Regions from separate parts of the Homo sapiens genome. Here region 2 is linked to region 1. Evidence: read pairs that join two places in POLR2A ChIA-PET (ENCODE). Cell type or tissue: OCI-LY7. All regions are shown on one strand. Links, peaks and the distances in the headings refer to the core of each region. The heading gives the core; the rest is flanking DNA.

Region 1 (6,726 bases), core at 836-5,835:
TCTACCTTAAGTCACATAAGCACCCAGGGGACAGGATCTGGGGTAGGACCTTGGTCTCCCCACAGTGGCCTGGCTTAGAGGTCCAGAGGTACAACATAGAACATCATCAGGGTTGGCTTACTGGTGTTAGTGTCCCTGAGTAAGTGGATTTGCCAACTTGGTAGGGGTGTGGAGCTGAGGCAACAAAGAAAGTAAGCTCCCTGACATTCCTCCTTTGGGGCCTCCAAAGGAGACTCGGGCCTCTAGCATCCTTACCTTCCCCAGCCTTTCCTTTCTCCATGTCCACCACACTGAGGGGTGGCTGCCAATCAGCCCCCTGAGGATGAGGGCCCCAGTGAGTCCTTCAAGACAGGCCTCAGCTCTAGGGGACCTAGTCTTCTCCACTCCTGACCTCCCAGCACCAGAACCAGAAACAGGGCAGTCAGAGCAGAGGGAGGGGCTGTCAGCCCCTGGGGCAGGGAGGAGACTGCGCGAAGAGGGGCTTCCCTTACCTAGCACCACGATGTCTATTTTGAACTCCACCTTCTTCTGGTTCTGCAAGACAGTGCATGTCCAGGTGCCACTATCCTGGAGCTCCAGCTGAGACACGGAGAGGGTCTTCCCCCCCTGTATGTTTTTACCCCTTGGACTCCTACATTGCACTGAGGGGCTACTACCAGGGGGGCTCTCCAAGGTCAGGGTCAGGCTCTGCCCCTGAAGCAGGTGGGTGTCAGAGTTGGCAGTCACTGTGGAGGGAAAGGCCAGCTGTGTCACACACATACCATCCCCAAGGAGAAGGGCAGACAACAGGAAACCAACAACATCTCTCCATTATCGCCGTCCCAACATCTCCTTCCTCCCAGCACCCAGCTGCGCACCCCCAGCCAAGATAGGGTTTCCCTCTCCCCTCCTCTCTCTCTTCTTTCCTCCTCTCCCCTCATCCTCTCTTCCCCAGTCTCTCTCCCTCCTTCCCTTGCCTCCTTCCCTTTTCTTTCCTTTTCCCAAGGCCTCTTCCCTCCTCCGCCCACCAGCATCCCTCACCTGATCAAGAAGGGTTTTAAGACATTTGGAGGCCAGTTTGACAGCCTGGTCCTCTTGGGGCTGCTGCGGTATCACCAGCTCAGGCTGGATTTGGTGCAGGGGTGGGAGTAGTGGGGAAGGGAACCAGGCAGGAGGTATCCTCATCCCCACCTGCCCCACTCACATCCGAACACTAGCAATTGCACCTCCTCCTTCTGGTCCTCCACTTCACAGATGTAAGTATCTGAGTCTTCTATCTTAAGATTCTTGATGATCAGGGGAAAGTTTCCTTGGTCCCAAAGGCTTCTTCTTGAGTCAGCGCGATCATTCAGCTTGGATGGACCTGGGAGCAGAAGACATATGGGGGGGGACTGAGGCGCCCTGGAGACAGGGCACCTCTGGCAAGAGAATGCCCACGGCTCTTCTGATATCAGTTGCTAATTTCCTGCAACATCTGCTCCTCGTTCTAATCAGAGAAACCCGGTCTGGCAAGGAGGTCTCATCATATCCATTTACCTGGCTGGGACAGTAGCTCACAAATACAAATAAAATCATATCCTTATTTGGAGAGCACCAACTCCTACATGCCAAATACTTTACAGGCATCATCTCAGTAATCTCCACAATAATTCCGAGAAATAGATACTGTCAACACTGTTTTGTTTATTTTGCAGATAGAGAAACTGAGACTCAGAGAGATTAGGTAACTGCCTAAACTCTCACATATTGAGATTAAGTAATTACCCAACTCTCACACATTGTAGGAGAATAAACCAGTACAATTTCTTTGGATGGTGATTTGTAATCTATACAGAATTACAAATGTATATACAAAACCAAATGTCCATCAATAAAGAATAGGTTAAATAGATCATAGCTCACCCATTCAGTGGACTGCTATGCAGCCGTAAGAGAGGAATGAGGAAGTGCTTTGTGTACTAATTTGGACCCGTATCTAAGAAACATCACTAACTGAATAAAGCGAGATGTTAAACAGTCTACTATTTGTTTTTAAAGGTGGAGAAAATATATTCTTTGTATATGAAAAGAATAATTCTCGAATTAAACATAAGAAAATGAGGCCATTAAAAAGAGCTATAATGTCTAAAAAAAAATTAAAAAAGAAAATGAGGCCAGGCATGGTGGAAATCTCTCATCCCAGCTCTTTGAAAGATCGAGGTGGAAAGATTGTTTGTGCCCAGGAGTTCGAGATCAGCCTGGGCAACATGGCGAAACCCCATCTCTAAAAAAAAAAAAAAAAAAATTTTTTTTAATTAGCCGCCTTGGGAGGCTGAGGTGGGAGAATCACTTGAGCCCAGAAGTCAAAGGTTGCAGTGAAACAAATGAGATGGCACCACTGCACTCCAGTCTAGGTGACAGAGTGAGACTCTGTCTCAAAAAAGAAAAAAAATTAACTGAGTGTGGTGGTGCATGCCAGTAGCCCCAGCTATGCCGGAGGCTGAGGTGGGAGGATAACCTGACCCAGGAGGTCGAGGCTGCAGTGAGCTATGATCATGCCACTGCACTCCACCCTGGGCGACAGAATGAGACCCCATTTAAAAGAAAAAAAAACTGGGAGGCTGAGGCACAAGATCGCTTGAGACTGGGAGGCAGAGTTTGCAGTGAGATCGCACCACTGCATTCCAGCCTTGGTGAGAGAGTGAGACTGTCCCAAAACACACACACACACACACACACACACACACACACACAAAAATAACCTTGGTTGCCTCTAGGAAGAGGAAGTGAATACTCATGTGTAGGAAGAAAGCTTTTCACTATATGCCCTTTGCTTTTTTTTTTTTGAGATGGAGTTTCGCTATTGTTGCCCAGGTTGGAGTGCAATGGCATGATCTTGGCTCACCGCAACCTCCGCCTCCCGGGTTCAAGCAATTATCTTGCCTCTGCCTCCCGAGTAGCTGAGATTACAGGCATGCGCAACCAAGCCCGGCTAATTTTGTATTTTCAGTAGAGACAGGGTTTCTCCTTGTTGGTCAGGCTGGTCTCGAATGCCCAACCTCAGGTGATCCGCTCGCCTTGGCCTCCCGAAGTGCTGGGGTTACAGGCGTGAGCCACCACACCCAGCCTGCTTTCTTTTTTTGTTTGTTTGTTTTTATGGAGTCGAGTGTTCGATCTCTGCTCATTGTAACCTCTGCCTCCTGAGTTCAAGGGATTCTCTTGCCTCAGCCTTCGGAGTAGCTGGGATTACAGGTGTACACCACCACATCTGGCTAATTTTTGTATTTTTAGTAGATACAAGTTTTGCCATGTTGCCCAGGCTGATCTCGAACTCCTGACCTCAAGCAACCCGCCCACCTCAGCCTCCCAAATTGCTGGGATTGCAGGTGTGAGCCACTGCACCCAGCCTATATGCCCTTTTCTATCTTTTGAATTTTGACTCCCGTAAGTGGTGGAGCTAGGATTAAAATGCAGCCCGTCAGGAGTCTGGGACCAACCTAGGCAGCCAATCGAGACCCTCGTCTCTAAAAAAAATTATTTTAAAAAAAATTAGCTGGGTGTGGTGGCACATGCCTGTAATCCCAGCTACTTGAGAGGCTGAAGCAGGAGGATCACTTGAGCCCAGGAGTTCAAAGTTACAGTGAGCTATGATTGTAACACTGCACTCCAGCCTGGGCAACAGAGTGAGGCCTCATCTTAAAGAAAAGAAATTTTTGGCCGGGTGCGGTGGCTCACGCCTGAAATCCCAGCACTTTGGGAGGCCAAGGCGGTGGATCACTTGAGGTCAGGAGTTCAAGACCAGCCTGGCCAACATGGTGAAACCCCATCTCTACTAAAAATACCAAAAAAAAAAAGAAAAAAAAAATTAGCCAGAGCATAGTGACGCATGCCTGTAATCCCAGCTACTTGGGAGGCTGAGGGAGGAGAATGGCTTGAACCCGGGAGGTGGAGATTGCAGTGAGCCAAGATCACGCCACTGCACTCCAGCCTGGGTGACAGAGTGAGACTCTGTCTCAAAAAAAAAAAAAAAAAAAGAAAAAGAAAAGAAAAAAGAAAAGAAAAAATGTTTTAAAAAATAAAAATAATTCAGGCTATTTCGCTATGCAATGCTATCTCTGGAAAGTTCTTCTGGCATAAGTATGTGTCTCCTTTGGCCTCTTCTTGTAAAATCTAATAACCATCACCAAGGGAAGTTTTCTCTTTAGCTGTGCATTTTCTGGGTGCAGTGGAAGCTCCAAAATCTCTGTAGAACAGGGCTTTAGAAGCTAAATTTACATAGCAAACAGTTCTGTTTTGTTTTGTTTTTACTTAGAATGTATATTTGGAGGAATGGGGCAAAGGTGGCTAAGACTAAAGCCTCTCACCCTGCTTGGTACTGCCTCTGCCTCCCTGAGATGCCCAGGTCCTCTCCCTCTTTCTGCCTTGGTGTGGGAGCCTGGATACCAGTTCAGTCACTCACTCTCCTTTCTCTCCTCTTCCAGACCACACAGTCCTCTTCCCCACTGCTCAGCTCTTACTGTCCAGGAGCCCCTTCCAGACAACCTCACAGCCTCAGCACACAGTTGCCCCAAGCTTCCTCAGAGCACGGCAGGCACCCAATCCACCCCACACCTTCAGTTTCACACTTTTTAAAAAAACTTCCCTACTCAAGACAACCTGGACCCAACCTCCCCCTTTATTTGTTCCTTCAGTGGTTCCTGCCCTACTTGCTGTTTGCCCTGGATCTACACACTGCTTTAATTCCCCAGCTTACCCTGAAATTCAACTACATTCCTTTCACAGTTCCTTTACCAAACTTCTTAAAAGCGTGGCCTACTCTGGTTCTGCCCCACTTTGCTCCGCCTCTTTTGTTCCTCCCCTCCATTTCTAAGTATGATTCGTTTTTCTTCGTCTTGAACTCTTGCTCTGACATCTACATTTAGGTGTTGTCCCAGACTCTGTCTTTGGTTCTCTTCCCCGTTTCTACAGACATTCTAAATTCCACCTCATCCCCAGTCAGCTCTGCAGATTGTGGCCAAGTTGTTACTGCCAGCCCTGACCTCTCTCCTCAGTTCTAGGCACACATTTCCAATGGTCCAAGAAATAAGTTTATGTTAATATCCTGCCATCACCCCAAACGCAATTGGTTCAAAATGAAATGTATAACCCTCCTCCTAAAATAACTCTGCCTCCTTGCTTCTCTTCAAAAGAAAACCATGGCCTGCTTGTCCATGCTGTCCCATACTTTGAAAAAGCTATGGCAAGATAATATGAAAGGTCTAAGCATATGAGTGAGTCTGGGACAAATTCATGGGACAACTGGTATTGAATGAAGACTTAAAAGAGGTATGGGCCTGTGGCAGGTGCGGTGGCTCACGCCTGTAATCCCAGCACTCTGGGAGGCCGAGGCAGGTGGATCACCTGAGGGCAGGAGTTCAAGACCAGCCTGGCCAACATGGTGAAACCCAGTCTTTACTAAAAATACAAAAATTAGCCAGGAATGGTGGTGCACGCCTGTAATCCCAGTTACTCGGGAGGCTGAGGCAGGAGAATCCCTTGAACCCAGGAGACAAAGGTTGCAGTGAGCCGAGATCGCGCCACTGCACTCCAGCCTGGATGAGAGAGAGAGACTCCATCTCAAAAAAAAAAAAAAAAAGAGGTATAGGCAATGGACTAGAGACGGGGAGCAGCAAGGACATTACAGGAAGGGAGAAAAGCTCCAGAGAGGCAGCACAGGCAAGCTGTGGGGAAACCTCCTGGGTGCAGAGGTTTCCACTGGGAAACTGAGCAGTGGCGCTGAGAGGGTGAACGTCCTGCAGAGGCTTCTAGGCTTAGTCTAATGGGCTAGGATGTGGCATGTGCAAAGCATGGCTTTGGAAGGCAATGCTGCAGCAGGGGGAAGGGAAATCCAAGTAGGCGAGACTAGTAGCAGACCAAATTACCTGGAAGCTCACTGTAATCCAGGTGGGAGGTATGTGAGCCTTGGCTGGTGATGGTGGCATTCCCATGGGAACAAAGAAGAGGAAGAAACTAGAACATTTTTTTTTTTTTGAGACAGGGTCTCACTCTGTCACCTAGGCTGGGGTGCAGTGGCGCAATCACGGCTCACTGCAACATCTACCTCGTGGGCTCAAGAGATCCTGCCACCTCAGCCCCCCAAGTAACTGGGACTACAAGCATGTGCCACCACTCCCGACTAACTTTTGTATTTTTTGTAGAGACGAGGTTTCGCCCTGTTGCCCAGGCTGGTCTCGAAATCCTCAGGTCAAGTCATCCAGCCGCCTCAGCCTCCCAAAGTGCTAGGATTACAATAGGTGGCAGACATCATGCCCGGCCCAAAACACTTTCAAAGCAAGGAAAGGTCATAATTGATGACGATAGGAAACCAGGGATTGAAGCAGAGAAAAAAACATGACTCTGTGTTTCAGAAATTGGGAGAACAAGGAGGGTGATACTGTTATTGTTAGAAATCAGGAAGTTGGGAAGGGGAGCTGTTCTGAAGGAAGATGAGATCCATAGAAACAGAACAAAAGCATCAACACAAAAGACTTAAGAATTTTTGGAAAGTAGTGCATTGTTTTAATCTCATAGGCAGTGAAAGAAATGCAAATTAAAACAATGATATATTTTTCAATTATAAAATTGCCCCCCCCAAAAGTTTTAAATAATACTACTCAGTGCTGACAAGATGTGCTCAAAAAGTTCATATCCTTAATTTCATTTCTGGAACTTTATCCTTAAAACAATAATTTTAAAATGCAAACCATAATTTAGCTACAAAAATAATAC
Region 2 (6,726 bases), core at 678-5,677, 130 kb after region 1:
TGGTGCAATCTCGACTTACTGCACTCAGGTGATTCTCCTGCCTCAGCCTCCCAAGTAGCTGGGACTACAGGTGTGTGCCACCACACCTTGCTAATTTTTGTATTTTTATTAGAGATGGGGTTTTGCCGTGTTGGCCAGGGTGATCTTGAACTCCTGAGCTCAAGTGACCCACCTACCTCGCCCTCCCAAAGTGTTAGGATTACAGGCATGAGCCACCACACCCAGCCAACTTCCTTGATTCTTTTGGGAAAATTATACATTGGCCCTTTCTTTCGTTTATTCTCCCTCCTAATTATTATTTTTAATCTTTTTTATTTTATTTTATTTTTTTTTTGAGACAGTCTTGCTCTGTTGCCCAGGCTGCAGTGCAGTGGTTAGATCTCGGCTCGCTGCAACCTCCACCTCCTGGGTTCAAGCAATTCTCCTGCCGCAGCCTCCTGAGTAGCTGGGATTACAGGCGTGTGCCACCATGCCTGGCTAATTTTTGTATTTTTAGTAGAGATGGGGTTTCACCATGTTGACCAGGCTGGTCTCAAAGTCCTGACCTCAAGTGATCCACCTGCCTCAGCCTCCCAAAGTGCAGGAATTACAGGCATGAGCCACCACACCCATTCTCTCCATCTTAATTCTCTACTTAATTCCCACCATTTATCACCACTCTTATCTCTTGTCTGTCATTTCTTTCCACTAGAAGGTTAGACAGGGATTATGCATTGAGACTTGAACCCCTAGCATTGTCTGCAAAATCTATATGTAGGTAGTCTACCGTTGTTCAATTCATTAAATATGTAATTGTGTCTTAGGTGATAAAGTCGTATGTTGGGGATATTTGTAAGATACAGATGTAAAAGATGTGATTGCTCCTTCCCAAAAAGTTTGGCAAGATTGAATTCTCTTAAACTGTGATCTGATTGTATCTTGATTCTGTTGCCTGAAAACGTGAGACTCCCATCTTTGCTTTGTTTTGTTTTTTGTTTGTTTTTGAGACAGGGTTTCTCTCTGTTACCCAGACTGGACTGCAATCTCTACTGACTTCAGCCTCTGCCTCTCGGGCTTAAATGATTCTCCTGCCTTAGCCTCCCAAGTAGCTGGGATTACATGCACCTGCCACCATGCCTGGCAAATGTTTGTATTTTTTGTAGAGATAGGGTTTCACCATGTTGCCTATGCTGGTGGACTCAAGCAATCTGTCCACCTCAGCCTCTCAAAGCGCTGGGATTACACACATGAGCCACCGCAACTTGCATGTTTTGTTTTGTTTTGTTTTGTTTTGTTTTGTTTTGTTTTGTTTTGTTTTGTTTTGGAGTTGGGGTCTTGCTCTGTTACCCAGGTTAGAGTACAGTAGTGTGTTCATAGCTCACTGCAGTCTTGAACTCCTGGGCTCAAGCAGTTTTCCCACCTCAGCCTTCCAAATACCTAGGATTATGGGTATGCACGACCGCACTCACCTCTTTTTTTTTCTTTTTCTTTTTTTTTTTTCAATTTTTTTTTTTTTAGAGACACGGTCTCAAATATATTGCTTAGCCTGGTCTCAAACTCCAGACCTCAAGTGATCCTCCTGCGTAGGCCTGCCAAAGTGTTGAGATTACAAGCATGAGCCACCACACTCAGCCGTAAGACCCCTTTGTAAAGCTATGGCTGGAAGGACCAAGTTAGTACCTGTATCAGATACTGATTAGTTTTATTGTGTTTTATAACTCAGAAAACAGAATTGATGTATACTTGATCTTTGGTCATTTAATAGCGAGCCTGTTTATGTGAAGCTGTTGTAGTCACAGATTTGGTACATTGCACCCTCGCTACTTTTTAAAAAGGCTGAAATACAGTTTTTCCCTTTATAGATTTTATGAAAATTGGGGGTGCTGTTTAATAGAACAAAAAAAGTGATGTTTTCTATAAAAGGATAAGGAACAGAGTTATGTTAGAGTAATTTTCAGCTTCGGCGCCTTTGTTGAAGATCCTTCCCTGTTTCCTTAGTACTTAAAACTGAGTTTCTGTGCCCAGCCTACCCTTTAGCTCTCAGTATCTTAGTGTTTGCCTCCAGTGTATCCTCAGTGGGTCAACTTGCCTGTCACGGGTCTTCCCCACCTGAACCTTGGTTGTGCTTTGCTCAGAGTAGCAGCCTGGTAATACTGTGTATTTATGTACTTTTTTTGTTACTCGTTTCCCCATTTCACCAGTCTCACACTCTCTTATTTGCCTTTTGTGGGGCTCTATCTTTGCTGGTCCAGGATTTTGGGAAGCTACTCTTGACCAACATACTGCCAATTAAACCTTGCCAGGAGAAGTGATCAGAATGTGAAACTGGGTGGTGGGATGCCTGTGTTCTGTACCCATCTGTTATTTGTTGGCATGATTCGGAGGGGTTACTTTTCTTCTTGTTTCTCAGAAAGTTTTTTTTTTTTTTTTTTGAGATGGCGTTTCACTCTTGTTGCCCAGGCAATGGCGCAATCTTGGCTCACTGCAACCTCCGCCTCCTGGGTTCAAGCAATTCTCTTGCCTCAGCCTCCCAAGTAGCTGGGATTACAGGCATGCGCCACCATGCCCCGGCTAATTTCTTGTACTTTTAGTAGAGATGGGGTTTCACCATGTTGGCCAGGCTGGTCTCGAGCTCCTGACCTCAGGGGATCCGCCTGTCTTGGCCTCCCAAAGTGCTAGGATTACAGGCGTGAGCTACCATGCCCAGCCGGAAGCACAGTTTTTGAGAAATAGGAAGCAGGAGTCTGGCACTGTGTGTGTATTCTGGCCTACTATCATGCCTATTCTGCATCCCTTTGGAAACCTGGGTTACTACTAGTGCCAGGACACTTTCTAAAACTAGAAGTGCTTTGATTCTCACTGCTCAGCGCGGCATGTGTGGTGCCCAGTGTAGCACCGTGGGTGTTCTTAGACCTTGGTGGGATTGGTGGGGTGTGGTCTTCAGATAGTAGTTGGTACTCAAAATATGTTTTGATTCTGATTTTTTTTTTTTTTTTGAGACGGAATTTTGCTCTTGTTCCGCAGGCTAGAGTGCAGTGGCGCGATCTCAGCTTACTGAAACCTCCGCCTCCCGGTTCAAGCAGTTCTCCTGCCTCAGCCTCCCAAATAGCTGGGATCACAGGCATGTGCCACCACGCCCAGCTAATTTTGTATTTTTAGTAGAGATGGGGTTTCACCATGTTGGTCAGCCTGGTCTCGAACTTCTGAGGTCAAATGATCCACCTGCCTCAGCCTCCCAAAGTGCTGGGATTACAGGTGTGAGCCACCATGCCCAGTCTTCATTTTTTAATTTTCTTAGTCGTATTGTGTTCTGGCCTGGAACCTTCTCAAACTACACAGAACTGTAGACATATTGGTTGGAACTCTTGAAATTTTTATTGGCTGGGCACAGTGGTTCACGCCTGTAATCCCAGCACTTTGGGAGACTAAGGTGGGCTGATCCCTTGAGCCTAGGAGTTCAAGACCAGCCTGGGCAACATGGAAAAACCGTGTCTCTACTTTAAAGAAAAAAGAAATTAGTCTGGCATAGTGTCACACGGCCTGTAGGCCTAGCTCCCTGGGAGGCTGAGCCTGGAAGATTGAGGCTGCAGTGAGCTATGATTGTGCCACTGCAGTGTAGCCTGGGTGACAGAGTAAGACCCTGTCTCAAAAACAGAAAAACTAAAATTTCTATTTCAAGGAATATAGTTTTGAAGAATAAGAGAAAGAGGAGTCATGCTAGGTACTGGCACCTGGCCGTTTTCAAGTCAGTCAGTGATTTGTTTTTTGTGACCTTAGCTACATCATCTCCCCTCTCGTGAGCTCAGTTTCTTTTTGCCAGCAAAGGAAAGTAATACCAGTTTTTCTTTAGGGGGCATGAATAACATTGTGTGAGTAAATGTGATACGTATAAGTTCTTTCACAGTCATGAAGTAGGATAGCCTCTGTTGGATGGGGATACAGTGACAAGGGGCTCTGACCAAGGGACTAATGTGCTAGACACTAAGTCTTGACTGCCAGTCCCCAGCCATGTGATCAGGTGCCAGAGGAGACCAGGAACTCTTCAGTTCCCCTTCTCCATTGCTTAGCTTTTTCTGAGTAATTCCTGAGTGTGACATGTTCTCTCATTTTTTCTTCAGGTAGAATGGAAGAATCTCACTTCAATTCTAACCCGTACTTCTGGCCTTCTATCCCCACAGTCTCAGGTCAGGTAAGTGGTGTTGCTTTCTTGCTCTCTCCAAGTCTCAGTAGTAAGTTCTGTTACTATGGAGACTGAAGGTACACCACATGCTGTTTTACTGGGTCCCCCACCCCTGAGAATTATCTAGTGTTTCTGCCTGGGCTTCTCTCTAGAAGGCCAGAGGTATGAAGTGCTCATCCTTGATCCCTAAGGAGGACAGACACTGAAGTGTGCTCACGAGCAAGCAGAATCAGCCTCTCAGGCTGAAGAGGGTGCTCCCGTCCCCTTCCTTTTCTCTTAGATCGAGAACACAATGTTCATCAACAAGATGAAGGATCAGCTGTTGCCAGAGAAGGGCTGTGGTCTGGCCCCACCTCACTACCCCACCTTGCTGACAGTGCCTGCCTCAGTGTCCCTGCCCTCAGGCATCAGTATGGACACAGAGTCCAAGTCAGACCAGCTGACCCCACACAGCCAAGCGTCCGTTACCCAGAATATCACGGTGGTCCCTGTGCCGTCTACAGGACTGATGACTGCTGGTGAGCAACTCTGCTCTTCTCCAATCTGAGGTGTTGATCTTCCATGATCAGTACCCCAGGCTGGAGGGCTCCAAGGACATGGGGAGTGGGATATGTGTTTGATTATTCAATCAAATTTTTATTAAGTGCCTACTGTGTGCCTAGCAATGTGCTAGGCATTGTGGGGGATACAAAGAAGTAGAAGATGCGGTCCCTGCCTTTGAGGAGGTGACATTCTTTCCTTCTCTGAATCAAGGAGTCTCCTGTTCTCAGAGGTGGAGAAGAGAAGGGAGTCAATCAAGGGGTAAATCTCACTGTTACCAGGGGGGTGGGGACAAGGGTTAGGAGACCATTATTTTTCTACAGGGTTTGGGATTTCCTGTGTACTCTGGGTTGGGTCGGCGGGGGGGTGAGGGGTTAATTAGACAATGATCTGGGGGAAATGAAATAGGATTAGGATCAGGACTGAACAACATGACGCCATCTCCTTTTTCTCCCAATCCTAGGTCCGGGTTTGGTAATCACGTCCCCCTCAGGCTCTCTTGTGACCACAGCATCATCAGCTCAGACCTTCCCCATTTCGGCTCCCATGATTGTCTCAGCTCTTCCCCCTGGCTCACAAGCCCTGCAGGTTGTCCCTGACCTCTCCAAGAAGGTAGCATCGACCCTAACCGAGGAAGGAGGCGGAGGTGGTGGTGGAGGTGGCAGTGTGGCTCCTAAGCCACCCCGGGGCCGGAAGAAGAAGCGGATGCTGGAATCAGGGCTGCCCGAGATGAATGACCCTTATGTCCTCTCCCCTGAGGATGATGATGACCATCAGAAAGACGGCAAGACCTACAGGTAAGACTCAGAGCCAGGGGCAGGATGGGGCGAGGATCCCTGGCTTGGTGATTCTCCCTGTACCCTCATTGTGTTCTGCCCCGGTCAGGCGCTACACTCTGACAGCTTCCCAGCTCTGAGCCACTTGCATGTCAGGTGTCCCATCATAGGATAGGAGGCAGAGCTGCTAGCATCGTGTTAGGATGCAAAGACCCATTTCACCCTTTCCTTTTTTTAACCCTTGTTTTGGGGGTCGTTAACACTGACTAATTTTTTAGTAACAGAGTAGAATTTCTCTCTTGTAATAAGGCTTTATGCTGGGTTTGAGACTCTTGGCTGCAGCTCCTTTTTGCTTTCTACATATTCCATTCCTATTTTTCTAAGAAACCTTTCTAGTAAGCACCTAACCTATGTGCCATCCACCAGTTCCTGGGTCGCATTTGAACACTGAGCCTGCCTTACCCTGCATGGTTGGGATGATGGGAGGGGCCTTCATAAGAAGGTAGGAGGAATAGGATGCCTCCCCCTTTGGAATATGTACTTAAAGAATGACTTTGCTCACTTTCTAATTTATGAAAGTCATTTTGATTCTCCACTTCCTCTAAGTTCCCCTTTACCAAAAAGCATTATATGCGTATTTGCATGTGATACTCTACAAAAATAATTACATAAGTAAACTCCCTGCCCTTTGAAAGTTGAACATCTTTTAATCCCTTTGAGAACTGTCACGTGCCCTAGTGGGTTTGGGGAGTTTGGTAGCACTGTATAGAGTGGGATAACTACTGTCACAGCTTTGATATAGACAGGGGCAGATGTGCATGGCTGGGAGTCTGGGTCTGTCCTTAGTTCCTTAGTGTACCCAGATGGGCAATGTTGTTCCCATTTTAGGAGCGAAGGGAACTGCGGCACAGGAAATGGACAGAGCCTTGGGCTCATGGATTCAGTTCCCGGCTCCACCACGAATTTGCTGTGTGACCCTGGGCAAGTCCTTTTCCCCTCTCTGGGCCTCAGTTTCCTCATCTGTAAAATGGGGATAATTCTGTTTATGCCTCCCGTTTGTTGGGAGTATATATCAGATAAGATTTGAAATGTTGGGAACTTCAAAAGAAAGTTAAGAAATTAGTTATTTAGCATTTATTTTTATTTGTGTTGTATAGTTCTACTATGGAGAGTAGCCTACAGAGTGTTTAAACCGCTCTTTATAAATGAAAATGAGAGGAGTGTTGCTATGCAGAATTGAGCACTGCAGAA

The links. ChIA-PET counts read pairs that join two places held together with the same protein. Peaks named below come from ENCODE experiments on the same cell type or tissue, not always from the same donor. Only the 100,000 strongest peaks of a DNase experiment are listed, where the experiment ranks them.
Region 2: POLR2A ChIA-PET joins it to region 1 with 7 read pairs; 17 of 35 experiments call an interaction of 5 or more read pairs at or near these places.

The regions. Positions count from the first base shown.
Region 1 is chr12:6,808,758-6,815,483 of GRCh38, reverse strand. It overlaps CD4 (CD4 molecule), which reads right to left. Exons shown (of 10, transcript NM_000616.5): 4 at 1,184-1,342; 5 at 492-725. Among named protein-coding and RNA genes, the nearest start is that of GPR162, 9.7 kb to the left of the region's middle. In OCI-LY7, for the core only: no CTCF peak of the experiment used is centred there; a DNase peak (open chromatin) is centred at 2,713; H3K4me3 peaks cover 515 bases.
Region 2 is chr12:6,676,897-6,683,622 of GRCh38, reverse strand. It overlaps ZNF384 (zinc finger protein 384), which reads left to right. Exons shown (of 12, transcript NM_001385745.1): 3 at 4,098-4,168; 4 at 4,440-4,677; 5 at 4,913-4,960; 6 at 5,163-5,496; 7 at 6,364-6,456. The coding sequence starts at 4,103. Among named protein-coding and RNA genes, the nearest start is that of ZNF384, 9.1 kb to the left of the region's middle. In OCI-LY7, for the core only: no CTCF peak of the experiment used is centred there; no DNase peak of the experiment used is centred there.